Regions from separate parts of the Homo sapiens genome. Here all the other regions are linked to region 2. Evidence: read pairs that join two places in POLR2A ChIA-PET (ENCODE). Cell type or tissue: HepG2. All regions are shown on one strand. Links, peaks and the distances in the headings refer to the core of each region. The heading gives the core; the rest is flanking DNA. Region 1 overlaps LOC105375423 (a long non-coding RNA gene). Region 2 overlaps CYP3A7-CYP3A51P (CYP3A7-CYP3A51P readthrough). Region 3 has its middle 11 kb from the start of CYP3A4. Region 4 overlaps CYP3A4 (cytochrome P450 family 3 subfamily A member 4). Region 5 overlaps CYP3A43 (cytochrome P450 family 3 subfamily A member 43).

Evidence for each region. ChIA-PET counts read pairs that join two places held together with the same protein. Peaks named below come from ENCODE experiments on the same cell type or tissue, not always from the same donor. Only the 100,000 strongest peaks of a DNase experiment are listed, where the experiment ranks them.
Region 1: POLR2A ChIA-PET joins it to region 2 with 5 read pairs; 1 of 35 experiments calls an interaction of 5 or more read pairs at or near these places.
Region 3: POLR2A ChIA-PET joins it to region 2 with 8 read pairs; 2 of 35 experiments call an interaction of 5 or more read pairs at or near these places.
Region 4: POLR2A ChIA-PET joins it to region 2 with 5 read pairs; 3 of 35 experiments call an interaction of 5 or more read pairs at or near these places.
Region 5: POLR2A ChIA-PET joins it to region 2 with 9 read pairs; 1 of 35 experiments calls an interaction of 5 or more read pairs at or near these places.

What each region holds. Positions count from the first base shown.
Region 1 is chr7:100,001,604-100,007,446 of GRCh38, reverse strand. All of the region lies in intron 2 of LOC105375423 (a long non-coding RNA gene), which reads right to left. Among named protein-coding and RNA genes, the nearest start is that of ZKSCAN1, 11 kb to the left of the region's middle. RefSeq lists enhancers at 1-244, 3,367-3,661, 3,264-3,764. In HepG2, for the core only: no CTCF peak of the experiment used is centred there; a DNase peak (open chromatin) is centred at 3,446.
Region 2 is chr7:99,690,583-99,696,425 of GRCh38, reverse strand. It overlaps CYP3A7-CYP3A51P (CYP3A7-CYP3A51P readthrough), which reads left to right. Exons shown (of 15, transcript NM_001256497.3): 14 at 580-680. It also overlaps a transcript of ZSCAN25 not described here and the pseudogene CYP3A51P. Among named protein-coding and RNA genes, the nearest start is that of CYP3A5, 14 kb to the right of the region's middle. In HepG2, for the core only: a CTCF peak has its summit at 3,121 (motif pointing right); DNase peaks (open chromatin) are centred at 1,715 and 2,865; H3K4me3 peaks cover 1,066 bases.
Region 3 is chr7:99,792,130-99,797,972 of GRCh38, reverse strand. No RefSeq gene overlaps it. Among named protein-coding and RNA genes, the nearest start is that of CYP3A4, 11 kb to the right of the region's middle. RefSeq lists enhancers at 2,410-3,335, 3,336-4,965 and a promoter at 1,273-5,843. In HepG2, for the core only: no CTCF peak of the experiment used is centred there; a DNase peak (open chromatin) is centred at 2,852.
Region 4 is chr7:99,770,004-99,775,846 of GRCh38, reverse strand. It overlaps CYP3A4 (cytochrome P450 family 3 subfamily A member 4), which reads left to right. Exons shown (of 13, transcript NM_017460.6): 4 at 3,158-3,257; 5 at 5,612-5,725. Among named protein-coding and RNA genes, the nearest start is that of CYP3A4-AS1, 9.0 kb to the right of the region's middle. In HepG2, for the core only: no CTCF peak of the experiment used is centred there; a DNase peak (open chromatin) is centred at 3,076.
Region 5 is chr7:99,858,259-99,864,101 of GRCh38, reverse strand. It overlaps CYP3A43 (cytochrome P450 family 3 subfamily A member 43), which reads right to left. Exons shown (of 13, transcript NM_057095.3): 10 at 4,112-4,272; 11 at 2,263-2,489; 12 at 403-565. Among named protein-coding and RNA genes, the nearest start is that of OR2AE1, 16 kb to the left of the region's middle. RefSeq lists a silencer at 3,630-3,830. In HepG2, for the core only: no CTCF peak of the experiment used is centred there; a DNase peak (open chromatin) is centred at 3,441; H3K4me3 peaks cover 508 bases.

The sequences.
Region 1 (5,843 bases), core at 1,028-5,027, 310 kb before region 2:
GTTTAAGACCAGCTTGGGCAACACAGTGAGACTCCATCTCAAAAAAAAAACAAACAAACGAAACAAAAACAAAAACAAAAAACCAGTGACTGTAGAGAGAGAATAAAGTGGTTGGGGGAAAAGAAGTCAGGGCTTCAAAGTAGAAAGAGTACTGAAAACTTATAAATAGCACTTTATCAGGAAGGTAATGAAAGACCTGAATGTAGGTTGGTTAAAAGCATGATAGCAGGAAGAATCCAGGCACATTGAAGATGAAGACAGAAAAAAACAAACAAGCCACATTTAGCAATTTCAGCAGGAAATGAACACAGATCCTACGGGGAGGCGAAGTTAACTTGTAAATGAGACTCTGTATGAAGGTACCTCTATATACATTTGCGTAAAACTAGTTTAAAAGCTGCAAAACACAGTCACACAGTTGTTACAGAAACGTGATCACTAAAGAATAAATTGGGGTTGGGGCAGGGCATGGTGGCTAACGCCTGTGATCCCAGCATTTTGAGAGGCTGAGGCAGGTGGATCGCTTGAGGTCAGGAGTTCGAGACCAGCCTGGCCAACATGGCGAAACCCTGTCTCTACTAAAATACAAAATAATTAGCCACGCGTGGTGGCACATGCCTGTAATTTCAGCTACTTGGGAGGCTGAGGAACAAGAATCACTTGAACCCCGGAGGAGGAGAGATTGTGCCACTGCGCTTTAGCCTGGGCAACAGAGTGAGACTCTGTCTCAAAATAAATAAAATACAGGCTGGGCGCAGTGGCCCATGCCTGTAATTGCAGCACTTTGGGAGGCCAAGGTGGGTGGATCACTTGAGGTCAGGAGTTCGAGACCAGGTTGGTTAACATGGTGAAACCCTCTCTCTACTAAAAATATTTTAAAAATTAGCCAGGTGTGGTGGTGCGCACCTGTAATCCCAGTTACTCAGGAGGCTGAGGCAGAAGGATCACTTGAACCTGGGAGGTGGAGGTTGCAATGAGCCGAGATTGCGCCACTGCACTCCAGCCTGGGGAACAAGAGCAAAAACTCTGTCTAAAAAAAAAAAAAAAAAAAAAGGGCCAGGCATGGTGGCTCATGCCTGTAATCTCAGCACTTCGAGAGGCTGAGGTGGGCGGGCGGATCATGAGGTCAAGCGATTGAGATCATCCTGGCCAACATGATGAAACCCAGTCTCTACTAAAAATACAAAAATTAGCTGGGTGTGGTGGCGGGCGCCTGTAGTCCCAGCTACTTGGGAGGCTGAGGCAGGAGAATCGCTTGAATCTGGGGGGTAGAGGTTGCAGTGAGCCAAGATCATGCCACTGCACTCCAGCCTGGCGACAGAGCGAGACTCCATCTCAAAAAAAAATATATATATGTGTGTGTGTGTGTGTGTGTGTGTGTGTGTGTGTGTGTGTGTGTAAACAATAAATACATAAATTGAGGAGAAGGCAGGGGAACCAGGATTTGACAGTGACAAGAAAGAAAAGCCCAGGAGGACCTGGTGGCTGAGCCAGATGCTGGGGCTGGACTAAGGGTGATGGGAGCAGAGCTGGGACCTTTGGGTGGCAGAGAAGTTCTAATCAGTGAAACTGGGCAAAGCTATTTGGATGGAGCAGTAGAGTTGGGGTTAAGAGACAGAGACAGGCCGGGCCTGGTGGCTCACACCTGTAATCCCAACAGTTTGGGAGGCCAATGTGGGAGGATCATTGAGACCAGGAGTTTGAGACCAGCCTGGGTAACATACTGAGGCCTTGTCTCTACAAAAAATTTAAAAAATTAGCCAGGTGTGGTGGTGCGTGCCTGTGGTCCTAGCTACTCAGGAGGCTGAGGTGGGAGGATCGCTCGAGCTCAGTAGACTGAGGCTGCAGTGAGACTAGATCGTGCCACTGTACTCCAGCCTGGGCCACAGAGTGAGACCCTGTCTCAAAACAAAACAAAACAAACAAACAAACAACAAAAAAAAGAGGCAGAGAGACAAAGGCGGCGAAGAAGATGGAATGATGATGCCTTTCGGGTAGGTTTGGTGTTTTGGGTTGTAAAAGGGAGGATAAAGAAGTAGGAGAAAGTAGAAAGAACACTAATTGGGACTCAGGTAATGGCTTCAGGTAGATTGTACAGGTTTGAATGCGGGGAGACAAAGCCCACGAGGAGACAAGAGGAAACAAACTTGGAGGAAAGTTTCTGTGATTCTAAACACGTTCCCTCTCTTATCTCCATGATTTCAGCTAGTGGTGGGATGCTCTGTGTATGTTTCATGCAGTTTCACATAGTTGGGGGCTCAGTCTCTCCACATAAGGCATTTTATTTCTTTTCTCTTTTTTTTCTTTTTTTGAGACGGAGTTTCATTCTTGTTGCCCAGGCTGGTGCGCAATGGGGCAATCTCAGCTCACTGCAACCTCCGCCTCCCAGGTTCAAGTGATTCTCCTGCTCAGCCTCCCAAGTAGCTGGGATTACAGGTGCCTGCCACCACACCCAGCTAATTTTTATATTTTTAATAGAGACAGGGTTTCGCCATGTTGGCCAGGCTGGTCTCGAACTCCTGACCTCGGTGATCCACCCGCCTCAGCCTCCCTAAAGTGCTGGGATTACAGGTCTGCGCCACTGCGCCTGGCCTCTCCACGTAAGGCTTTGAGTGGCGTACTGGGAACGCCCCGCTGGTGGTGTCCTTGGGTGGACTGCAGGGCCCTCTAAGTGCCCCTTGAGGCTGACCACTTCGGCTTCCAGCATGTCTGAGATGAGATGTGACACTCTCTCCTGGGAGCCACCTGCAAGGTGATTATGTATTGGAACAAGCTCTCTTCTTGCCTTATTTTACAGCCCAATGGAGAGGAAGTAGGGGTCAGAGTAGTAGGGGTGTAAAATTTGGAGTCACTCTTGTTGGGCGTGTGGTTTGTGCAAGTGACCCGACCTCTCTAAGTCTTGACTCCCTCATCTGTAAAATAGGGATGGTTTTGGCAAATAGCTACCCACTTAGCTACTCTGAGGACGGTATGACATTGTGGAGGTGGCAATGCTTTGTAAACTGCAGAGGACTTTTAGGTGCCAGCCATCGCCATGTTTTAAATGCGGAGAACTGCATTTCTCACCACCTCGCAAAATAAAACTTCACAGTTTATTTGGGTTGGGTATAATTACCGGGCGAAAAATGTAAAAATAACAATGTTTTAGAAATTTCCCCAAAGAAGAAACAGTATTGGCTGGGGCTGCCTTCCCAGGGGCCCTGGAATCCTGAGGGTGCCTGACCTGCAAATGCCCAGCGCTTAGCAGGAGAACAGCCAGATGGCCCTGCTAGTTCCCTCTCTGTGCAAACATCTCTCACCCAGCCGAGTCAACAACCCTCCCTGGGTCAAGAGGCTCCTCCATGCTGCTTCTGTGTGGTGTAGCCTAGAAACTGGGCGGCTGGGGCACAGGGCTCTGGACTTTGGTTATGTGTTTAATCTAGGTCCCTGAGCTACAGGGTCATCTGTTTTGGCTCCTTCTCTGCTTATGTAAACAGGGCTGGTGGGCCCATCAGTACAGCCAGGCCCCGCTCTCACCCCCTCCTCCTGTAAACACATTACAAAGAATCTTTGTAACTGCCCAGGAAGAGCAGCTCTGCTCAGGGGAAGAGAGCCTGCATCCGGAGGGGGTGAGACTCGGGGTGGAGATGGATGGGGGAAGAGTAGGCAGGAGGGGCAAAGGTGGGGCAGGAGTGGTGCTTGCCAATACCTCCTGTACTATGTGGTACAGAAAAGCCAGCTTTGCTCAAAGTCTGGCCGTGATAGGAGGGGGCCTGTTGTCTGCAGCAGAAACCAAGGTGGTAGGAAGGGTGGTGTTAGAAAAGGGGAGAACTGGGGTGGGGCATGGTGGCTCACACCTGTAATCCCAGCAATTTGTGAGGCTGAGGCGGGAGGATTGCTTGAGGCCAGGAGTTTGAGATCAGCCTGAGCAACATGGGAAGATTCTGTGTCTACAAAAAATACAAAAATTAGCTGAGCGTGGTGGCATGTGCCTATAGTCCTAGCTACTTGGGAGACCGAGGCAGGAGGATCGCTTGAGGCCAAGAGTTGGAGGCTATAATGAGGTACGATCACACCACTGCACTCCATCCTGGGTGTCAGAGCGAGATCCTGTCTCTAAAAAAAGAAAGAAAGAAAAGGGGAGAATCTTTATTTCCTAACATCCTGCAGCCCTGACACTTTTCTTACCTTAGCAATTCAAACATGGTTAAAAAAAAAAAAAAGGAGGGGGTGCCAAGTGCGGTACTTCACACCTGCAATCCCAGCACTTTGGGATGCTGAGGCGGGTGGATCACCTGAGGTCAGGAGTTTGAGACAAGCCTGACCTACATGGTGAAACCCTGTCTCTACTAAAAAAATACAAAAAATTAACCGGGCCTGGTGGTGGGCACCTGTAATCCCAGCTACTCTGGAGGCTGAGGCGGGAGAATCGCTTGAGCTGGGAGGCGGAGGTTGCAGTGAGTCGAGATGGTGCCATTGCACTCCAGTCTGGGCAATAAGAGAGAAACTCTTTCTCAAAAAAAAAAAAAAAAAAAAGAACTAGGCCAGGTGTGGTGGCTCACGCCTGTAATCCCAGCACTTTGGGAGGCTGAGGTAGGTGGATCACCCGAGGTCAGGCGAGACCAGCCTGGCCAACATGGTGAGACCTTGTCTCTGCTAAAAATACAAAAATTAGCCAGGCATGATGGTATGCGCCTGTAATCCCAGCTACTTGGGAGGCTGAGGCAGGAGAATTGCTTGAACCCTGGAGGTGGAGGTTGCAGTGAGGTGACAGGGCGCCATTGCACTCTAGCCTGTGCGACAAGAGCAAAACTCCATCTCAAAATAAATAAATAAATACATACATACATACATACATACATAAATAAATACAATAAAAAGAACTAAAGCCTCCTTTTCAAGTAGTACAGGTTAGAAGCAAGAATATTAGCTGGAGAGTCAAGAAAACAAATTGTATTCCTGCTCCTACCCCTAATGAGCTGTGTGCCCTTTGGATGATGCCTTAACATCTTGGAGTTTCCTTGTCTAGATAAATCAGAATGATAATATTTGCCATTTTTTGAACACCCTTGATATGACAGGGATTTTTACCTGCTATTTTATTAATCTACACAAATACCCAATGAGGTAGGGTGGGTTATCCCCATTTTAGAGATAAAGACATTAAGACTTAGCTAGGAGAACTGACTTGCTTAAAAATATGTATGTGTAAGTAGCAGGAACAGCTCTTTTGTATTCCAAACCCCCATTCTGCCCCTGCAACTAAGAAAGGTGGGGGCGGGGTGGTGGCTCAAACCTGTAATCCCAGCATTTTGGGAGGCCGAGGCAGGAGGATCACTTGAGCCAGGAGTTCAAGACCAGCCTGGGCAACGAAGCAAGACCCTGGTTTTTTTTTTTTTTTTTTTTTTGAGACAAAGTTTTGCTTTTGTTGCTCAGGCTATAGTGCAATCGCATAATCTTGGCTCACTGCAGCCTCTACCTCCTGGGTTCAAGTGATTCTCTTGCCTCAGCCTCCTAAGTAGCTGGGATTGCAGGCATGTACCACCACGCCTGGCTAATTTTTGTATTTTTAGTAGAGATGGGGTTTCACCATGTTGGTCAGGCTGGTCTTGAACTCCTGACCTCAGGTGATCCACCCGCCTCAGCCACCCAAAGTGCTGGGATTACAGGCATGAGCCACTGCGCCCAGCCAGCAAGATCCTGTTTCTACAAAATATAAAAAATTAGCCAGGTGTGGTGGCATGCACCTGTAGTCCCAGCTACTTGGGAGACTGAGGCAGGAGGATCACTTGAACCCAAAGGCAAAAAAAAAAAAAAAAAAAAAAAAGAAGAAAAAGAAAAAAAAAACTATTTTTATTGCTTAG
Region 2 (5,843 bases), core at 862-4,861:
CTATGAATGACAGTTTAAGAAGGGCCAGATCCTAAAATAGGGTCAGAGCTTAGAGGGAAAGGAAAGTATAAAAGACTCTTCACAAATTCTAAAGACATGGTCACCATAGGCTCTCAGTGACCCTCTGTGACTGAGTGGATGCAGTGATGCAAAATCTCATCATCACTGCAGAAGAGAAAAAAAAAAAAAGTCACCCTTTCTGCCTAGGATGAGAATCCCCAAATCAGGGAAGAGTCCACTTACTAAATAGACATAAGGAAATGAAGTGCCCTGGAAGAATTCCTTCCTGAACCTCTGAGGAGCACTCACGTTTGAGGACATTTATCAAGTATTCATTCCAGGATTGGGACCATAAAGACTTCTGCTGCTTTCGACTAATCATTGTGACTTTTTGGTGTCTCATGGTGGAGACGGGAAAGGACTTGATGTACAAATATAATCATTGCTGTCAGAGTTACTGTTATCATTTATTGCCTTAATGTTACCTCCTTCTCTTGAGCATTCCAGTTCCTCAGTCAGTGACTTACCAGCCCCCATATCTATAAAGTCACAATCCCTGAGACCTGATTTCTGATTCAGTTTGTAGATATGGAGCCCATTCACATGGACTTTTTAAGAAGCTTGGCATTCCAGGGCCCACACCTCTGCTTTTTTTGGGAACTACTTTGTCCTACCATCAGGTGAGTGTTTTTGAGCTCACTCTTTGGCTTCTTATGATTGGAGAGAGCAGCTTAGTTCCATCAGTAAAACTGCTTCTCCTCAGGAGGAAGGTCTGAGGTTTTACACTTTCAGAAACAGTGTATAGGCATCATCCAGAGCATGGCAAGGTTTACCCCGGGACTCTCTTGCTAACTCTCAGGAACCTCAGGTTTGCCTCAGTTGAACAGTCCAAATCTCAGGTATATCGGCAACCTGATGTTCAGAACTTGATGTGCAGACTTTGTGAGCACCATAAAGAACATTTTTCTTTTGCCCCATGTAGGTTCCCAGGAAGGTACAGTCATATTTAGTTAGTATTAAGAGTAGGAAAAGGAGCCCCCATTTGTGGCTTGCTATCTGTGTACATGAGAGTCAAACTTTCCTCTCTATAGCAAGAGCTCAGGAGTAGCCTTTTTCCCCTACCTCCTGGACAGCTTTGAAACTCACTTTATTAGGGAGCTCAAGTATTTACCATTGGGTCATTCGCACTTGCTTGAATCCTCTCCAAAAAATGCTAAATCCCCTGAAGGTATTTCCATGGCTCTACCCCAGCTCTTACTCCCCATGACATCTTTTGCAGCTTTGGGAGTCAGAGCAAAGGTGTTCTGCTTTACTTCTTTTATTTCAAAGGCTGCACCTTATGGGTGAGTCTGAGCAGGGAGTGGATATAACTGAGATGAGATAGTGGTTATCTATCAAACTCAGATATTTAAGCATAAAATGAATTTGTGGTTTTTTTTTTAAACAAAGGCAGAATCATATGCAAAATCACTAGAAAGGTGATAATTTGATGAAATTATTAAATATTTAATTTTGCTGAATAAAATGTCATATGTGCCACATGGACTGTGAACTTTGGTCGAGCCTTTGTGCCTAACCTGGTCTGATGCTCTGTCTAGGGCCTGGCCTCTGGATGGAAAATTATGAGCTTATCTCCACAGGGCCAGCAGCAGCAGTAGTCAGCTCTGTGGCTTAGATCATCTTTCCCGCATACCTGAGGCTTGTTTCCCTGATTCCAATTCTTCCAAGTGAGGGTTTTGTTGTCTAATTACTGCCCAGGAATTTCATATTTTTCCCTTTGCAAAAGCAATAATTTCCCCGCCACCTTTTCTAGGTCAGTTCTTTAGTAGATGTACCCCCCAAGATAAACATTCCTGGGATCTTTGTTTGCACAGGTAAAACATCAACCCTGAAATGTAGAAAACAGGAAAGTTTGTTTTTCAGTTTCAGTGAAAACGCTGAGCAAGTGTTGTAATTTGCTGTGTCCAATGTGTAGAGGGGACATTTTCTCAGAACTTCCATGTTAAGCTGGAAAACTGGAAAGTGAGTCCACTTTGTCATTCTGTCACTCACTCCTTTTCTCACTCAACAACATGCCTCAGACTTATCTAAATCTGCTAGACTAAAAGAGGTCCCTGATGTCTGTAACTTCCTAATTCTGCTAGAATTCTAGAGCGAGCTGATGAAATAAATGAAAAGGATGATGAACAGAGATAAAAGACTGTGCATTCCCTTCTGACACTCACTCTCTTTCCCTCAGCCTCAGTTTCCCCATGTGCCCCTGGAGGTGATCATTCAAGGATTTATGAGATTTTAGAGACAATACATGAAAAAGCAAAAAGGCATCAGAAAGACAAGGAGTTACCTAGTTTACACACAATGATAAGTCATTCAGTATCTACAGCACTTTGAGAAAATTCAAGAGTGATTTTAAATTTCCCATTTCAAATACCTCCTCTGTTTTCTCTCCTTTCCCTTATGATGTCTCCAAATAAGATTCCTCTAACTGCCAGCAAGTCTGATTTCATTGGATTCAACTGTTTTCAGCCCCAATTAGACGCAGGGTTAAGTATATTTGAAATATTAATCAAGGGAAGCATTTCCAAGATGGCCGAATAGGAACAGCTCTAGTCTGCAGCTCCCAGCAAGATTGAGGCAGAAGATAGGTGACTTCTGCATTTCCAACTGAGTCTTAGCAACAGGCAGACCAGGAGATACCCTCCCGTGCCTCGATCGGCAGGTGCCACACCCACGGAGACTTGCTCACTGCTAGTGCAGCAGTCTGAGATCCACCTGATATGCTGCAGCTTGATAGAGGAGGGGTATCAGCCATTGCTGAGGCTTGAGTAGCTTACTGTGTAAACAAAGAGGCCTGGAAGCACGAAGTGGGTGGAGCCCACCGCAGCTCAGCAAGGCCTACTGCCTCTGTAGATTCCACTTCTGGGGGCAGGGCAGAGTAGAACAAAACACAGGAGACAGACAGCCTCTGCAGACTTAAACGTCCCTGTCTGACAGCTCTGAAGAGAGCAGTGGTTCTCTCAGCACGGTATTCGAGCTCTGAGAACGGATAGACTGCCTCCTCAAATGTGTTCCTGACCCCCCTGTAGCCTGACTGGGAACCACTTTCCAGTAGAGGCCGACAGACACTTCAAACATGCGGGTGCCCCTCTGGGATGAAGCTTCCAGAGGAAGGATGAGGCAGAAATATTTGCTGTTCTGCAGCCTCTGCAGGTAATACCCAGGCAAACAGGGTCTGAAGAGGACCTCCAGCAAACTCCAAAAGACCTGCAGCTGAGGAGTCTGACTGTTAGAAGAAAAACTAACAGACAGAAATAGCATCAACATCAACAAAAAGGACATCCACACCAAAACCCCATTTGTAGGTCACCAACATCAGAGACCAAAGATAGATAAAACCATAAAGATGGGAAGAAACCAGAGCAAAACAGCTGAAAATTCCAAAAAACAGAGCATCTCTTCTCCTCCGAAAGATCACAGCTCCTCACCAGCAAGGGAACAAAACTGGACAGAGAATGAGTTTGATGAGTTGACAGAAGTAGTCTTCAGAAGGTCGGTATTAGCAAACTTATCCGAGCTAAAGGAGCATGTTCTAACCCATCACAAGATAGCTAACAACCTTGGAAAAAGGTTACATGAATGGCTAACTAAAATAAACAGTGTCAAGAAGACCTTAAATGACCTGACAGCTCAAAACCATGGTACAAGAACTTCGTGATGCATGCACAAGCTTCAATAGCCGATTCGATCAACTGTAAGAAAGGATATCAGTGATCAAAGATCAAACTAATGAAATAAAGCAAGAAGACAAGATTAGAGAAAAAAAAGTGAAAAGAAATGAACAAAGCCTCCAAGAAATATGGGACTATGTGAAAAGACCAAATCTACATTTGACAGGTGTATCAGAAAGGGACAGGGAGAATGGAACCAAGTCAGAAAACACTCTTCAGGATATTATCCAAGAGAACTTCCCCAAACTAGCAAAGCAGGCCAACATTCAAATTCAGGAAATACAGAGAACACCACAAAGATACTCCTCAAAAAGAGCAACCCCAAGACACATAATTATCAGATTCACCAAGGTTGAAATGAAGGAAAAAATGTTAAGGGCAGCCAGAGAGAAAGGTCGGCTTCCCCACAAAGGGAAGTCCACCAGACTAACAGCAGATCTCTCAGCAGAAACCCTACAAAACAGAAGAGATTGGGGGTCAATATTCAACATACTTAGGGAAAAGAATTTTCAACCCAAAATTTCTTATCCAGCCAAACTAAGCTTCATAAGTGAAGGAGAAATAAAATACTTTACAGACAAGCAAATGCTGAGAGATTTTGTCACCACCAGGCCTGCCTTACAAGAGCTCCTGAAGGAAGCACTAAACATGGAAAGAAAGAACTGCTACCAGACACTGCAAAAACATGCCAAATGGTAAAGACCATCGATGCTATGAAGAAACTGCATCAATTAATGGGCAAAATAACCAGCTAACATCATAATTGCAGGATCAAATTCACACATATCAATATTAACCTTAAATGTAAATGGGCTAAATGCCCCAATTAAAAGACACAGACTGATGAACTGGATAAAGAGTGAAGACCCATTGGTGTGCTGTGTTCAGGAGACCCACCTCACATGCAAAGACACACATAGGCTCAAAATAAGAGGATGGAGGAAGATCTACTAAGCAAACAGAAAGCAAAAAAAAGCAGGGGTTGCAATCCTATTCTCTGATAAAATAGACTTTAAACCAACAAAGATCAAAAAAGACAAAGAAGGCCACTACATAATGATAAAGGGATCAATTCAACAAGAAGAGCTAACTATCCTAAATATATATGCACCCAATACAGGAGCACCCAGATTCATAAAGCAGTCCTTAGAGACCTATAAAGAGACTTAGACTCCACACAATAATAATGAGAGGCTTTAACACCCCATTGTCAATATTAGACAGATCAATGAGACAGAAGGTTTATTTTATTTTATTATTATTTAAGTTTTAGGGTACATGTGCACAATGTGCAGGTTTGTTACATATGTATACATGTGCCATGTTGGTGTGCCACACCCATTAACTCGTCATTTAGCATTAGGTATATCTCCTAATGCTATCCCTACCCCCTCCCCCTACCCCACAACAGTCCCCGGAGTGTGATGTTCCCCTTCCTGTGTCCATGTGTTCTCATTGTTCAATTCCAACCTTTGAGTGAGTACATGCGGTGTTTGGTTTTTTGTCCTTGCGATAGTTTGCTGAGAATGATGGTTTCCACCTTCATCCATGTCCCTACAAAGGACATGAACTCTTCATTTTTTATGGCTGCATAGTATTCCATGGTGTATATGTGCCACATTTTCTTAATCCAGTCTATCGTTGTTGGACATTTGGGTTGGTTCCAAGTCTTTGCTATTGTGAATAGTGCCACAATAAACATAAGTGTGCATGTGTCTTTATAGCAGCATGATTTATAATCCTTTGGGTATATACCCAGTAATGTGATGGCTGGGTCAAATGGTATTCCTAGTTCTAGATCCCTGAGGAATCGCCACACTGACTTCCACAATGGTTGAACTAGTTTACAGTCACACCAACAGTGTAAAAGTGTTCCTATTTCTCCACATCCTCTCCAGCACCTGTTGTTTTCTGACTTTTTAATGATCACCATTCTAACTGGTGTGAGATGGTATCTCATTGTGGTTTTGATTTGCATTTCTCTGATGGCCAGTGATGATGAGCATTTTTTCATGTGTCTGTTGGGTGCATAAATGTCTTCTTTTGAGAAGTGTCTGTTCATATCCTTCACCCACTTGTTGATGGGGTTGTTTTTTTCTTGTAAATTTGTTTGAG
Region 3 (5,843 bases), core at 1,022-5,021, 100 kb before region 2:
GAAGGACTTACTACTGTGATTTTGTTATTTGTCTTCTGCATATCTTACAGCTTTTTTGTCCCTCATTTTCTTATTGCCTTTCTTTGTATTTGGTTGATATTTTATAGTGACATGTTTTGATTACCTTCTCATTTTCTATTGTGTATTCTGTATATATTTTCTTTGTGGTTACCATGGTGATTACATAAAACTTCCTAAGGTTATAACAATGTATTTTAAATTGATTACAATTTAACTTCAGTTTCATTAAAAACCACTACTCCTTTACAGCTCTGCACTCCCTCCTTTATGTTATTTATGTCACAAATTACATCTTTTTATATCATGTACCCATTTACATAGACATAGTTATTTGTTATGCTTTGGTCTTTTATATCCTATAAAATAATTAAAAGAGGAGCTACAAGCCTAAGTTGCAATAACACAGGTTTTAGATTTGTACATATATTTACTTTTACCAAATAACTTTATATTTTCATATTTTCATATGGTTTCTAGTCACTTTCTAGCAATAAATAAATAAATAAATCAAGGAGAATCCATCTCTACCAGCCTGTCACAGCACTAAAAGAATACCACGCAGTCCCTGCCTCTTTCCTAAAATTTTTTTTTAAATTTTGGCTTTTGTTGTTATAACTTTACCAAAATTATTTAAAGTAACTTTACCAGCATTGAGTTTTATTGACTAAAGTCACCCGGATTATTTCATGGGTATAAACCCATTTTGTTTCAGCCAGTTTGCATGGGGCCTTTTCTTTGGAAAAAATAATTTCTGAATTGCTGGCAAGATGGCGGAATAGAAACAGCTCCGTTCTGCAGCTCCCAGTGAGATCGACAGAGAAGGCAGGTGATTTCTGCATTTCCAACTGAGGTACCTGGTTCATCTCATTGGGACTGGTTGGACAAGAGGGTGCAGCCCACGGAGGGTGAGCCAAAGCAGGGTGGGGCGTCGCCTCACCTGGGAAGCACAAGGGGTCGTGGAATTTTCTCCCCTACCCAAGGAAAGCCATAAGGGACTGAGCCTGAGGAACTGTGCACTCTGGCCCAGATACTGCACTTTTCCCATGGTCTTTGCAACCCGCAGACCAGGAGATTCCCTCCGGTGCCTATGCCACCAGGGCCCTGGGTTTCAAGCACAAAACTGGGCAGCCATTTGGGCAGACACCGAACTAGCTGCAGGAGTTTTTTTTTTTTTTTTTCCATACCCCATTGGCACCTGGAACGCCAGTGAGACAGAACCGTTCACTCCCCTGGAAAGGGGGCTGAAACCAGGGATCCAAGTGGTCTGGCTCGGTGGGCCCCACCCCCATGGAGCCCAGCAAACAAAGATTCACTTGGCTTGAAATTCTTGCTGCCAGCACAGCAGCAGTCTGAGATTGACCTGGGACCCTCGAACTTGGTTGGGTGCTGTGGGGGGGCATCTTCCATTGCTGAGGCTTGAGTAGGTGGTTTTACCTTCGCGGTGTAAACAAAGCTGCTGGGAAGTTTGAACTGGGTGGAGCTCACCACAGCTCAGTAAGGCCACTGTGGCCAGACTGCCTCTCTGGATTTCTCCTCTCTGGGAAGGATATCTCTGAAAAAAAGGCAGCAGCCCCAGTCAGGGACTTATAGATGAAACCCCCATCTCCCTGGGACAGAGCCCCTCGGGGAAGAGGTGGCTTCCACCATTGTGGAAGACTGTGTGGCAATTCCTCACGGATTTAGAACTAGAGATACCATTTGACCCAGCAATCCCATTACTGGGTGTATACCCATAGGATTATAAATCATTCTACTATAAAGACACATGCACACTTATGTTTATTGTAACACTATTTACAATAGCAATGACCTGGAACCAATCCAAAAGCCCATCAATGATAGACTGAATAAAGAAAATGTGGCACATATACACTGTGGAATACTATGCAGCCATAAAAAAGGATGAGTTCATGTCCTTTGCAGAGACATGGATGAAGCTGGAAACCATCATTCTCAGCAAACTAGCACAATAACAGAAAACCAAACACTGCATGTTGTCACTCATAAGTGGGAGTTAAACAATGAGAACACATGGACACAGGGAGGGGAACGTCACACACTGGGGCATGTCGGGGAGTGGGGGCCTACGGGAGGGATAGCATTAGCAGAAATACCTAATGTAGGTGACGGGTTGATGGGTGCAGCAAACCACCATGGCACATATACACCTATGTAATAAAACTGCACGTTCTGCACATGTACCCCAGAACTTAAAGTATAATTAATAATAATAATAATTTCTGGGCATGTAAGTAGCTGTCTTTCAGGTTCTACTTTGATACATATTCTGAGAGAATTAAACCTGTCAAAGAAACCTTGACTTTCAATGGCAGGCACTGGAATTGACCCTAATAATGTGTTTTGGGGTAAGCCTACTCATATTCTCAACCTGTCTGCAGTAGTCGTTAGAATCTGAACTTCCTGAAGTTCATGTGCAAAGTTGAGTTAATTGTTTAATATTCAACAAGGATTATGCCAGTAAGATGGTAGGAAAATATTAGATATGTGTCATCACTGCTGGTATTATTTAAACTGCAACATATTTTAGCTGGCTGCTGATCTCAGCCACCATGCCTGCATTTTATCTCTGTCTCGTGGTCTGCAACCTTGGAAGCTTTGAACTTAGCTCATAGAATCCTGGGCATCAAGAACATGTGGTTCTAATGGCTAGATAGGGAATGAGAGTAAAAGGATTTTGCCCACGGTCACGTGAGTAAACAACAGATTTGGAGGGGTCTGGACTACTGTGATGACTTCATTCTGACAATATGTTCCAGTTGTCCTTTCATTTCCTCCTAATCACATGTCTGGTCTGATCTGGCTGTTTCCCACCTTCCAATTCCTGCCTTCTCCAATGCTCCCTTCCGTAGGTCACTCTGTGGCTCAGAGACCCTGCTTAGCAAGCGCCCAACCTTTCAATTATTTGTTCAGTAAAACTTGAACTCATGTCTCCCCTTCTTGATAAAAAGAAAATACGTTATGTAATGTCGGGTTACTCTATAACTCTTGTCCTGTCTCTCGGCAACTACTGAACTAACTGTTTTCATATTGAGCAAACGTTTATGGAAGGACTGCCAAGAGTCAGGTACTAGGCTTGGTAATATTCCCCGTTCTCTCTAGTCAAAGCCAACACCAGCCAGACTTGCAGATCTAGGTCCCAAGCCCACTGCAGATCACAGGCCAGGGTCTGGTCTCCTCTGAGCTCCTTTGGGAGGGAAAGACAGAATTATTAACACCCATTTTGTAGATTAGGCAACTGAGGCTGAGGAAGTTTAAATAACTCAGACAGGGCCTGCACGTCAGTCATATTCCAAGGATCCCTACTCACTGTCTTCTCTCTACAGAACGAGATGTCTCTGGAGTCCATAGAAAGCCCAGGAGCCTGGCTGGGCACGGTGGCTCCTGCCTGTAATCCCAGCACTTTGGGAGGCCGAGGCAGGCAGATCACCTGAGCTCAGGAGTTCAAGACCAGCCTGGGCAACATGGCAAAACCCCATCTCTACTAAAAATACAAAAAATTAGCTGGGCGTGGTGGTGCATGCCTCTAATCCCAGCTACTTGGGAGGCTGAGGCACAAGAATTGCTTGAGCCCAGGAGGCAGCAGTTGCAGTGAGCCGAGATTGTGCCAGTGCACTCCAGCCTGGGCAACAGAGCAAGATTCCATTTCAAAAACAAAAACAAACACAAACAAACAAACAAAAATAGAAAGCCCAGGGACCACCTGCGTCAGGTTCCCAGCCACACCTTTTTCTTGTCCTCCTCTGTCTCTGGCATCTTCTCACAGGTTCCTAATTGTTTGTGGTTGCACAAATTCAAAATCCCAGAAAAATTACCACTTCACACCCACTCAGATGGCTATTTTTTTTTTGAAGGAAGATAACAAGTGTTGACAAGAACATGGAGAAATTGGAATTCTCACCCATTGCTGGTGAGAATGTAATACGGTGCTGCTGCTATGGAAAACAGCTTGGAGTTTCCTCAAAAAGTTCAACAGAATTTCAATGTGACCCAGCAATTCCCCTCTAAGTTATAGATCTGAGAGGATTAAAAACAGTTACTAAAATACACGGACTCACATATTTCTAACAGTCCAATTCACAAGGGCCAAAAGGTGCTAATAGCCCACATGTCCATCGATGGATGGATAAATAAATTGTGGTCTATCCATACAATGGAATATTATTCGGCCATAAATGGAATGAAGTACTGACGCATGCTACAGAATGGATGAACCGCAAAAAAAATGGATGAACACATGCTACAGAATGGATAGCCTCACTTTACTATGAAGTGAAGGCCAGAAACGAAAGTCCATATATTGCATCATACAAAATATCCAGAAGAGGGAAGCCCACAGAGACAGAATGTGCAATGGTGGATGCCAGGGTCTGGGGAGAGGGGAGAGTGGGGAGAAACTGCTCAACTGGTACAGGCTTTATTTTGGAATGATGGGAACATTTTGCAACTAGATAGAGGTAGTGATTGCAGAACACAGAATGTACTGAATTCCACTGATTTTTTTCACCTTAAAATGGTTAATTTTCAGTCCTGAGATTGGATAATCATAAAAAAATGGTTAATTTTATGTTATGTGAATTTCATCCCTATACATATTTTAAACCTCAGAAATATACACTAGCAGGCATGGAACAGGTCACTGTGGTGCCTGCCAAGCCCGGTGATGTTATCTGGGGTCCCCGGCCAGCCTTAAGCCTCTTGCTGACCGGTGGAGGGCAGAACCTTTGCCCTAAAAGTATAATATCCACATGCTGGCATGATTCCTGGCCAGATGGCTTCTTTATTAGCAGTAATTGAAACTGCCTCGATACAGACACTGTACCTTGCAACCAAAAAATGACTCAACAATGATAATAAGGGTTAAGCTGGGCCTTTCTCTCTTTGCCAGTTAAATTATATTTATTATAGCTTGACATGAAAAACAAAGCAACTCCAACAGGTATCACAAGGGCAAAGGACATGAACATTTTATCAAAGAAGAAATGCAGCTGTCAAAAATACAGAAATATTCAACCTTGTTCATAATAAAGTGGCTGGGCTCAGTGGTTCATGCCTGTAATCCCAGTGCTTTGCAAGGCTGAGACAGGAGGATCATTTGAAGCCAGAAGTTCAAGACCATCCTAGGCAAGTCAGTTCAATACCAGACTTCATGTCTACAAAACATCAAAAAATTAGCCAGGCATGGTGATGCATGCCTGTTGTCCCAGCTACTCAGGAGGCTGAGGCAGGAGAATTGCTTGAGCCTGGGAGGCTGCGGTGGCGGTGAGCCATGATTGTGCCATTGTACTCCAGCCTGGGCAATGCAGCAAGACTGTCTAAATAACAAAAATAATAGTAAAGAAAAGGATTGGGATGCCATTTCTTGCGTATTCAATACACAGAGTTAAAAGTAATTTCTACGTTTTCTATTTTTTTATTACTAAAAAAAGCTGGACCATTCTCACAGCCTGAAATGCTTCTCACTTTCCCTTCTTCTGTCCAAACACTTCTCTATGATAATGCAAACAGTCACTCCTTTAGGAAGACTTCACCCCAGGTAGTTCCAGATCCCCTTATCTCTGCCTTCCCAGAACTCCTGGTGTCTCTCCAGTTCCCTCCGTGTGGTGAAGTACCCTACCTAGGGTTTCAGTATGGCTCTGTCTGCAAAGGTCTTGTTCACACCTTCCCTTATGGTTCTGTTGCCCTGTGTTGTGTCATAGCACAGGGCACAGTGGAGAACCCATTCACACTGATAGAGAGGGCCCCATGGTCCTGGAGATAACCATGTAACCGATCAGAATAGGGCATTGAGGGCTGGGTGTCAG
Region 4 (5,843 bases), core at 794-4,793, 79 kb before region 2:
ATCCCATTTGTCAATTTTGGCTTTTGTTGCCATTGCTTTTGGTGTTATATTTATGAAGCCTTTGCCCATGCCTGTGTCCTGAATGGTATTGCCCAGGTTTTCTTCTAGGATTTTTATGGTCCTAGGTCTTACATTTAAGTCTTTAATCCATCTTGAGTTAATTTTTGTATAAGGTGTAAGGAAGGGGTCCAGTTTCAATTTTCTGCATATGGCTAGGCAGTTTCACCAACACCATTTATTAAATAGGAAATCTTTTCCCCATTGCTTTTGTGTGTCAGGTTTGTCAAACATCAGATGGTAGTAGATGCATGGTGTTATTTCTGAGGCCTCTGTTCTGTTCCATTGATCTATATTTCTGTTTTGGTACCTGTACCATGCTGTTTTGGTTACTGTAGCCTTTTAGTATAATTTGAAGTCAGGTAGCGTGATGCCTCCAGTTTTGTTCTTTTTGCTTAGGATTGTCTTGTCTATGTGGGCTCTTTTTTGGTTCCATATGAACTTTAAAGTAGTTTTTTCCAATTCTATGAGGAAAGTCAGTGGTAGCTTGATGGAAATAGCATTGAATCTATAAATTACCTTGGGCAGTATGGCCATTTTCATGATATGGAGTCTTCCTACCCATGAGCATGGAATGTTCTTCCATTTGTTTGTGTCCTCTTTTATTTCATTGAGCAGCGGTTTGTAGTTCTCCTTGAAGAGGAGAACTTCACATCCCTTGTAAGCTGGATTCCTAGATATTTTATTCTCTTTGTAGTAATTGTGAATGGGAGTTCACTCATGATTTGGCTCTCTGTTTGTCTATTATTGGTGTGTAGGAATGCTTGTGATTTTTGTAAATTGATTTTGTATCCTGAGACTTTCCTGAAGTTGCTTATCAGCTTAAGGAGTTTTGGGGCTGAGACGATGGGGTTTCCTAAATATACAATCATGTCATCTGCAAACAGAGACAATTTGACTTCCTCTTTTCCTAATTGAATATCCATTTCTTTCTCTTGCCTGATTGCCCTATTCAGAACTTCCGACACTATGTTGAATAGGAGTGGTGAGAGAGGACATCCTTGTCTTGTGCCGGTTTTCAAAGGGAATGCTTCTAGTTTTTGCCCATTCAGTATGATATTGGCTGTGGGTTTGTCATAAATAGCTCTTACTATTTTGAGATACGTTCCATTGATACCTAGTTTATTCAGAGTTTTTAGCATGAAAGGCTGTTGAATTTTGTCAAAGGCCTTTTCTGCATCTATTGAGGTAATTATGTGGTTTTTGTCATTGGTTCTGTTTATGTGATGGATTACATTTATTGATTTGGTATTTTGAACCCAGCCTTGCATCCCAGGGATGACGCTGACTTGATCCTGGTGGATAAGCTTTTTGATGTTTTGCTGGATTTGATTTGCCAGTATTTTATTGAGGATTTTCGCATCGATATTCTTTAGGGATATTGGACTAAAATTCTCTTTTTTTGTTGTGTCTCTGTCAGGCTTTGGTATCAGGAGATACTGGCCTCATAAAATGAGTTAGGGAGGATTCCCTCCTTTTCTATTGTTCAGAAAAATTTCAGAAGGAATGATAACAGCTCCTCTTTGTATCTCTGGTAGAATTCAGCTGTGAATCCATTTGGTCCTGGACTTTTTTTGGTTGGTAGCCTATTAATAATTGCCTCAATTCAAAACCTATTATTGGTCTATTCAGAGATTCAACTTCTTCCTGGTTTAGTCTTGGGAGGGGGCATGTGTCCAGGAATTTATCTATTTCTTCTAGATTTTCTAGTTTATTTGCATAGAGGTGTTTATAGTATTCTCTGATGGTAATTTGCATTTCTGTGGGATCAGTGGTGATATCCTTTTTATCATTATTTATTGCATCTATTTGATTCTTCTTTTTTCTTTATTAGTCTTGCTAGCAGTCTATCTATTTTGTTGACCTTTTTCAAAAAACCAGCTCCTGGATTCACTGATTTTTTGAAGGGTTTGTTGTGTCTCTATCTCCTTCTGTTCTGCTCTGATCTTAGTTATTTCTTGTCTCCTGCTAGCTTTTGAATTTGTTTACTCTTGCTTCTCTAGTTCTGTTAATTGTGATGTTACTGTGTCAATTTTAGATCTTTCCTGCTTTCTCTAGTGGGCATTTAATGCTATAAATTTCCCTCTACACACTGCTTTAAATGTGTCCCAGAGATTCTGGTACATTGTGCCTTTGTTCTCATTGGTTTCATAGAACATCTTTATTTCTGCCTTCACTTCCTTATTTACCCAGTAGTCATTCAGGAGCAAGTTGTTCAGTTTCCATGTAGTTGTGTGATTTTGAGTCACTTTCTTAATCATGAGTTGTAATTTGATTTCACTGTGGTCTGAGAGACAGTTTGTTGTGATTTCTTTTCTTTTACATTTGCTGAGGAGTATATTACTTCCAATTATGTGGTCAATTTTAGAATAAGTGCGATGTGGTGCTGAGAAGAATGTATATTCTGTTAATTTGGGGTGGAGATTTCTGTAGATGTCTATTAGGTCCTCTTGGTCCAGAGCTGAGTTCAAGTTCTGAATATCCTTGTTAATTTTCTGTCTTGTTGATCTGTCTAATATTGACAGTGGGGTGTTAAAATCTCCCATTATTATTGTGTGGAAATCTTAGTCTCTTTGTAGGTCTCTAAGAACTTGCTTTATGAATCTGGGTGCTCCTGTATTTGGGTGCATATATATTTAGGATATTTAGCTCTTCCTGTTGTATTGATCCCATCACCATTATGTAATGCCCATCTTTGTCTCTTTTGATCTTTGTTGGTTTAATATTCTTTTTAAAATAAAATATTTTAAACATATGAAACATTATGGAGAATGGCATGGGAAATATCCACGTATGCACCACCCAGCTTAACAAATGCTCTACTGTCATTTCTAACCATGGTCTCTTTGAAGAGCTCTTTTGTCTTTCAATGTCTCTTCCTTGTTTGGCCCACATTATCCTTCATCATATGAAGACTTGAGTGGCTCCTGTGTCAGACTCTTGCTGTGTGTCATACCTAATGAACTAGAACCTAAGATTACTGTGTATTGTACAACTAAGGGATTATGTAAAGTCAGGATCAAAGTCTGGCTTCCTGGGTTGGGCTCCAGCTGTAGAATAAGGCTGTTGATGTTTAATCAACTCTGTTTTTTTCACACAGCTTTTATGATGGTCAACAGCCTGTGCTGGCTATCACAGATCCTGACATGATCAAAACAGTGCTAGTGAAAGAATGTTATTCTGTCTTCACAAACCGGAGGGTAAGCATTCATGTGTTGAAATTAAAATACTGATTGATTAAATTTATATTTTGAAATTCTTATATATTCATAGACAGTTGCCTAAAAAATGTCCAGGAAGGTTCCACGTCCACTTCATCCTGTCCCCCCCGAATGGTAACATCTTGCAATCTTGCATAACTATAAATACAGTATATTCATGTTACTATATAGTACAGGAAATTGACATTGATACAGTTCACAGAGCTTATTCAGATTTCACCAGCTTTATGTGCCCTCATTTCTGTTCTATGCAAATTTATCACAATCATAGATTTGTGCAATGACCAGCATGATCAAAACGCAGAACCCATTTGTGTTCTATACAAATTTATCACATCATTAGTAGATTTGTGCAATGACCAGCATGATCAAGATGCAGATCCACTCTGTCTCCATGTGGCTCCCTCCTGCTATCCTACAGTCACAAGTCTTTTTCTCTGACAGGGTCCATATCAGAGCAAACTATTTTTTATTTTGAGGTGATCAATGTATTAATATTTCCTTTTCTGGATTGTACTTTTGGTGCCATGTTTGAAAGTTCTTTGCCTAGCCCTCCTTCCTATATTGCTGTTTTTTTCTAAAAGTCATAAAGTTTAATGCTTTACTAAATGTAGCTCTATTATCAATTTTGTGTTATTTTTTGTATAAGGTATGAGATTTAGATCAAGGTTCATTTTTTTTGTGGCTTATGGCTGTCCAATTCCTCCAACGCCATTTTTGGAAAGATGGGTATATTGTTAAAAATCAACTGGGCATACTTCTTTGCATCTCTCACGTACTACTGTGTCCCATTGATCACTGTGTTTATTATTCCACCAATACCACACTGTGTTGACCCTAGTAGCTGTACACTAACTCTTAACCTCGTGTAGAGTGATTCTTCCCACTTTTATTGACTTATTTTTTCAGATTTGTTTTAACTCTTCCTGGTCCTCTGCTTTTCCATAAAAATTCAGAATGAGTTTCTCAGTGTCTACAAATAAACGTGCTGTTATTTTGACAAGAATTGAATTAAATATATAGACCAGTTTATGGAAAATGTGTATCTTTACTGTTTGATCTTTCAATTCATGAACATAGTATGCCTCTCCATTTCCTTAGATTTTCTTTGATTGCTTTTAACATCTTGTAGTTTTCAGCATAGAGATCCTGTACATGTTTTGTTAGATTTACAGCTAAATTATTTCATTTTTGTTGGAATGACTGTAAATGATATTATGTTTTTCTTGTATTTTCAGATATTGATTGTTGTTACATAGAAATGTGCTTTGATTTTGTGTGTTGATCTGGTATCCTAGAACCTTGCAGAACTGACATAGTAGTTCTAGAAGTCTCTTTGTATATGCCTTGAGATTTTACACATTGTCAGTTATGTCACTTGAAAATAGAGACAATTCTTTTATTTCCTTTCCAATCTGTATGCCTTTTATTTCTTTTCTTTTGTCTATTGCACTAGGACTTCCCAGTATAATGTTGAGTAAATGTGGTGAATTTTTGAATTGTTCCTAATCTTAGGAGGGAAGCCTTCAGTTCTTTCATCATTAAGCATCATTTAGATGAAGTGGGCTGTTTTTTTGTAGATTCTCTTTATCAAATTGAGGAATTTTCTCTCCCTAGTTTGCTGAGTTTTTATCATAAATGAATGCTGGAAGTACTCATTATAAAAAAAATGGCTATGGAAGATGAAAGAAAGTTTCAAGCATGTTGGCTTGATAGGCCAGTTCCAAGTTGGCAAAAATAATTATCTCTTTTTTCTTTCTATCCATGAAATAAAAAATTAAGAGACAAGAATGTTTATGGAATTGCATTATTTCTTCAAAATATGTTCCTAGTTTTAAAGGTATTACCTACTATTTTTTTTAAAACCATCACATTGAGGCACTTCTTTTTCACGTTGCCCATGCTGCAGGAGAACATAAAGACAGCTTGTCTGAGGCAACATACAATCCACCAAAGTCACCTGCTTGTCTGTCTCCACTCCGTCTCTACACTGCAGAAGTGCTAGGTCTTGATTCTGTTTATTGTACTGGAAGAACACATTCTCTACCACGTGGATAATTTGCATGTAAAAGAAGACTGGGATATAGAGGCTGGAGACGACATCAGGGTCTCCTGAACACTGCCGCCACCCCCCCGCCCCGCCCCACACAAATACATCCCAGGACACTGGGCATCTGGGATAAATCTCTATTGAGCATCTAGCATAGGGCCCATCACCCAGTAGACAGTCACTAAATAGTTGTTGAATAAGTGTTCCTGTTTAACACATTTTCTACAACCATGGAGACCTCCACAACTGATGTAGGACAAAATGTTTCTGCTTTGAACTCTAGCCTTTTGGTCCAGTGGGATTTATGAAAAGTGCCATCTCTATAGCTGAGGATGAAGAATGGAAGAGATTACGATCATTGCTGTCTCCAACCTTCACCAGTGGAAAACTCAAGGAGGTATGAAAATAACATGAGTTTTAATAAGAAACTTAAAGAATGAATCTGGTGGGGACAGGTATAAAATAAGATCACAGTCCCTTTCCAAGGGGTAGTCCACTGAATTTGAGCTGCCTAA
Region 5 (5,843 bases), core at 1,175-5,174, 170 kb before region 2:
TGAGAAAGCTTCTGCAAGTTCTAGTGAGTTCTAGTGGAGGAGAGCACCATTCGAAAGTCCTGACAAAGTAATCATTGCACTTCATGATTGTGCAAAAGACTTCCTCATCTTTACAGTTGACATGAAACTGAATTTAAAATTTGCTCAAGTTCACAGAGACTGAACATAATTATACCATGCTAATCTATATTGACATTAGATGATCTTTATAGTTCTGTCTTTACAAAGCCACAGATTTTGAACTCCAGAAGTGATTCATCTTTAAGCATTATGGATAGCTCCAATTAGATTCTTTGTCCTACAGAGCAAATTATTGAAAAATGAACAATAATTTTTAAAAAATGTAGACTTCTCAGTTTAAAAAACTCCCAATAAACATTATTTATAAGAAAGTTTACTGACCTGAGTCTCTTTACAAGGTTTGAAGGAGAAGTTCTGCAGTGCTCTAATGACAGCAAGTTTTATGTTTGTGAGAGCAAACCTCATGCCAATGCAGTTTCGGGGTCCAGCTCCAAAAGGTATGTATCTGTAAAGATCTATGCTGTCCTTGTTCTTCTTACTGAACCTACTTTCACAGTAGTACATAAAAACTAGTTAATGAAACATAAAAACTATTAAAACTACACGTTATGCAGGGTGTGGTGGCTTTTGGGAGGCGAGGACCTCCTTGGCCTCCCAAAGTGTTGGGATTACAGGTGTTAGCCACCACACCTGGCCGGCTATACAATTTTTGAAGGTTAAACCCATGTTTATTCAAATTTGATTCCTCAATATTTGATTATATTGTGAAAAAATTTTGATGGAGGAAAGTGATAATGCCCTTGTGGTTATGTGTTTTTAAAAGACTACTTATATTTTAGAGAAAATTCTGAAATATTTACAGGTTATTTCTTCAAGATAACATTGTAGTCACAGAGAGGATTGTGGTGGTGTGTGGACAGGGAAGCTGACATGCAGCATTGACTACTGAGACAGGTGATGAACACAGGGGGATGCATTAATACTGTTCTATAGCCTGGTGTCTATAGAATATAGTTATGTGTATGTCAAACATTCTTCACAACAGACTTTTTTTAGTATATGGATTTCTCACTGCCTGGCCCAGTTCCTGACACACGGTAACCACTTACTATCTGTTTGGTGACTGAATGATGCAAAGAGAAGTACAATGAGTGGTCTCTGATTTTGTGTTGGTGCAGCCACAGGAGGTGGAAGTGCCAAGATGGAGGAAACACAGAAGTCCTCTACTCCAGAAAACAGAGAAATTGGTCAATTCTGACTTGCTCTTCCAACAAGTATTATGTACAGAGTCTGTGCCAGCAGTAGAGACAGCATGCCTAACAAGACAAGGTCCCTGCCATTGGGAAGTTTATAGTTAGGGGCCAATAAAAGTCTAGATCCCAGGCCTCACCAGCCAGTGCCCTACAAAGTTCATTCCAAATTTTCCTTTCCAAAATGGGAAAATATCAACTATTTCCAGAGTGCAAATTGTGCCCAAAGCTTGACCTTGGCTCTGAATTCCCAGAATATCATGCCCAACACTTCCAAGGAAGAACTTCTGAGAAGTCTAGAAAGCAGGTGACTTTGCTTTGGAAGAGTCATCAACAACTGAGAGTACAAGGGAGCCGGCACAGGACTGCAGACACAAACAGGACCAGGAGAACCTCTGCTTCCCTCTGTCCTCAATGAAGTGGCTTAAACCATCAGGGATGAGGATGTCTCAGGATCTCAGCCTGCACTTTCACAGTTACATTACGGAAAACAGCAAGCAATGTTGAAAGAAAAAGGAATGTGGAAACATGTCCTAAACGTGGTGCTAAATTCAGAGAGCTAAAGGGCACAGCAAAGAAAAACTGAAATGAATAACAAGCTTATATACTCAAAATAACATTATGGTGAAATGAATTATAGCTTATGCATATAGAAATATGTAGTAACGTAAGATAGTAGATAGGTAATGGTTTACTTTGAAATGAAGTAAGCAGCAGTTCAAACTCAAATAAAATGTGATAGTATACTAGTTTTTAAAAATGTCTATGCATAGAAAAATGCCTACAAGACAGGCATTACATAGTTAATGAGGGTTGTTATAAGGTGTTTCTTAATCTATGGTTTGTAAAGTTTAACAGTTATCATTTTGTAATAAAAAACTTCCAAAATGAAAAGGCACATATTCAAATGATTGCCATGTGCATCGAGAGAGGCAGAATATACTTGAATCAGGCTGGTTGAGGGAAGGCTCCTTTCCCAGGGGCCTTGTACCTTTCAGGGCAGAACTTCTCAGGCTCTGTCCAGTACTTTGGGTCATGGTGAAGAGCATAGATTGGAACCATCACTGCTAACCCTTTGGGAATGAACACTCCATTGATTTCAATATCTTTCTTGCAGACTCTCGTAACTCTACTAACAACTGGGAATAATCTGAGCGTTTCATTCACCACCATGTCAAGGTACTCCATCTGTACCAGGGCATCGTAGGTGACAGGTGCCTGGGAAGAAAGAAACAGATTTGGATAAATTGAGATTGGGAATTAACTTTCAACTTAGTCCATGCAGTACTATTGAAGTGTTAGGAGCTCCAGAGAATAATTCATTCTGGTAAAAGATTGTTGCATTTATAAATTATTTTAATAATTCTCCATACCCAGTGATGTGCTCGATGGCCCATTGAGATGTGTGGAGGAGTTATGAATTTGGCACAATCACTTACACAGAGACTGAAATCCTTGACATTACCATTTCGTGTTTTTTCTTTCTTGGGAGAACAAACATGACTAATAGACGATGGCCATTTGAATCACCTAAAATATGCCAAAGCCAGTGTCACCTTTCCAAAGAGAGGCTATGCATCTGTACCAAGGAAAAAGAAAATGTAAAAAGCAAATCCTCTATTTCATACAAGCATTTAAAATGGAAAAGTCCTGTTTAGGCCAGGCATGGTGGCTCATGCCTATAATCCCAACACTTTGGGAGGCCAAGGTGGGTGGATCACTTGAGGTCAGGAGTTTGAGACCAGCCTGGCCAACATGGTGAAACCCTGTGTCTACTAAAACTATAAAAATTAGCCGGGCATAGTAGCGCACGCCTGTAATCCCAGCTACTCAGGTGGCTGAGGCACGAGAATCACTTGAACCCTGGAGGCGGAGGTAGCAGTGAGCCGAGATCACCCCACTGCAGTCCAGCCTGGGCGACGAAGCAAGACTCCATGCAAAAAAAAAATGTGGAGAGTAACACTATGTTATATAAAAACCCTATAAATAGTTTGGGGATAAACTAGTTCTTTTGTAACCCAAATATGACAAAAGAACTTTATAACTGGACAGGGCACACAATTTCAGTGCTACTGAGAGTTGTAAACAGGATAGGAACCCTCCGGGCAGCCCCATCCTGTCTTTCTCGAACAATTTCCCACTTGTTCCTTCAGGCCTGGACTATGAACTTAGATGAACATTCCTTTGTGTTCACCTCACTGCCAAACCAGGGCCAGCCCCAAGGCCAGATCTCGTTACACCATAAAGAATTCCAATTTGGGCAGAATTCTGGAAACAGTGTGGGTAATACGTGGCTAGCATTTGGTGTTATATTTGGAAGGTAATATTGTAGAGGTTAAATGTTTGGCCCAGGCGTCAGGCACCCTGGGTCCTAGCTTGGCTTCTTCACCACTAGCTACTTGACTGGAGCAGAGAGAGGTGTGAGGCAGAGCTGAGTCAGCCTGCCCAGCGCACCCAGGGCCAGGTTCCATCAGACCACTGCCAGACCACAGCGAGTCCAGCCAATATCAGCAGAGCTCACTATCCAGACTTGTGAGCAATAAATGATTGTTTTTAGTTGTCATTGAGATTTCTGGATATTTTTTACTTGGTGTTATGTTGCTAACAGACAACGGATGCAGCAGGACCAGCACTGTTTCACAAAGATCTTACACTTACGCAAGAAGCATCCACTACCTACGATTCTCCCTTTGTTTTTACTCTTTACAGCCTTTCTGCATAGTGTAAATGAAAGAACTGATGCTTACGCTTTTTGCAAAAATTGTCCTGGCAAGTGGTGAGGAGGCATTCTTGCTGAGGCTTCACCTTCTCCCTCCTTCTCCAGGGGATCATCCCCTTACCTTATTGGGTAAAACTGCGTCAATCTCCTCCTGCAGTTTCTGCTGGACATCAGGGTGAGTGGCCAGTTCATACATAATGAAGGGGAGAGTGGTGCTAGTTGTGTCATAGGCAGCAAAAATGATGATAATTGACTGGGCCACAAGCTCCAGATCAGACAGAGCTGAAAGGAGAGGAAATATATTTTAGGAAAAGTGGTTAGTGTAGAGCATCACAGTTTAGATGAAGCAAAATTCCAGTGAAGCTCCCAAATCCCTAAGAGCAAAAATAGAAAAGCAATTCAGAGTCACACTGCGGGTGGCTTCACTCTGATGTGTATCCTACAGAGCCAGAATAAGGCAAAGTCACTTTAATCCAGTTTTTTTTCCAGGGTCTACACGATTGTGGGCCATTCACTCCTCATCATACCATCCCCACCAGCTGCACAGCTGGGTAACTTTCAAAGAGAGCATTTCTGTCTAACATACTCAGTGTTATAGGGATGTCCCTTGGATAATCATAGAAGTTCTTTATCTATAAGTAAACGTGGAGTAACATTCTCCCCAGGGAAGATTTAAATTACTCTAGCTACAATATAGCTTGACAAACAATGAGACAGTTTGCAATACTAAGGCTTGATTTTAGGGAAATATAAAGGAACTTTTCTCTAAGCATGTTTGCGGGAACCCAAGGGAAGAATATTGGGCTCTTGCCACTCAAAATGTGGTCCATGGACCAGCAGCACCAGCAGCATCTGGGAGCTTATCAGAAATGCAGAATCTCAAACCCTACCCTCAAACTGCAGAATCAAAATCTGAACTTTCATGAGATGTGGTAATTTGTGAGCCCAGCATGGCTTGAGAAGCATGGATTACATCTTTGAGTGACATCAAGTAATAGAGTTCCTAGGGCACTAGTCTTCAAAATGGATGACCTCTGGATATACGAAAGCTACAGAGACAAAAATCTAGAAGTGAGGTGATTGACTGTAGTCCAATGAGTGGTTTTAATAAAACAGGCTGGGCACAGTGGTGCAAGCGTGTAATCCCAGCACTTTGGGAGGCTGACACAGGAGGATCATTGAGGTCAGGATTTTGAGACCAGCCTGGCCAACATGGTGAAACCCCATCTCTACTAAAATTACAAAAAAACCCACAACTGGGTGTGGTGGTGGGCACCTGTAGTCCCAGCTACTCGGGAGGCTGAGGCAGGAGAATTGCTTGAACCTGGGAGGCAGAGGTTGCAGTGAGCCAAGATCAGACCACTTCACTCCAGCCTGGGTGACAGAGTGAGACTCCATCTCAAATAATAATAATAATAATAATAATAATAATAATAATAATAATAATAATACAGCAGGAAGAATGCATGTATAGATGGGCATTGGCCAACATGAAATATAAAAACAATAGGGTCTAGTGAGTGGAATTCATAGTGCCTATTCCATCCTGGCCCGAATAGCATCTTCCTTAGTACATGCCCATTCTCTCTGCTCCACTTCATGCTCACCGAACAGCATTTATGACTACAGGTTTGCCTCCCTCTTGATATTTCTCCCAAGAAAAGCTTAGCACAGTCAGCCATTGGTCTGTTTGATCAGGACTGGATTAAGAACTTTAGAGACCTAGGGTACTAAAATAAATATGGTGCCCACTCCAACCATGTATTTCATAACTGAAAACAATACAAGATGAGTGTGAGAAAGGTCTACAGAGTTGTGATTTACTGGTGATAATTTTCATGATGATGTTGTGG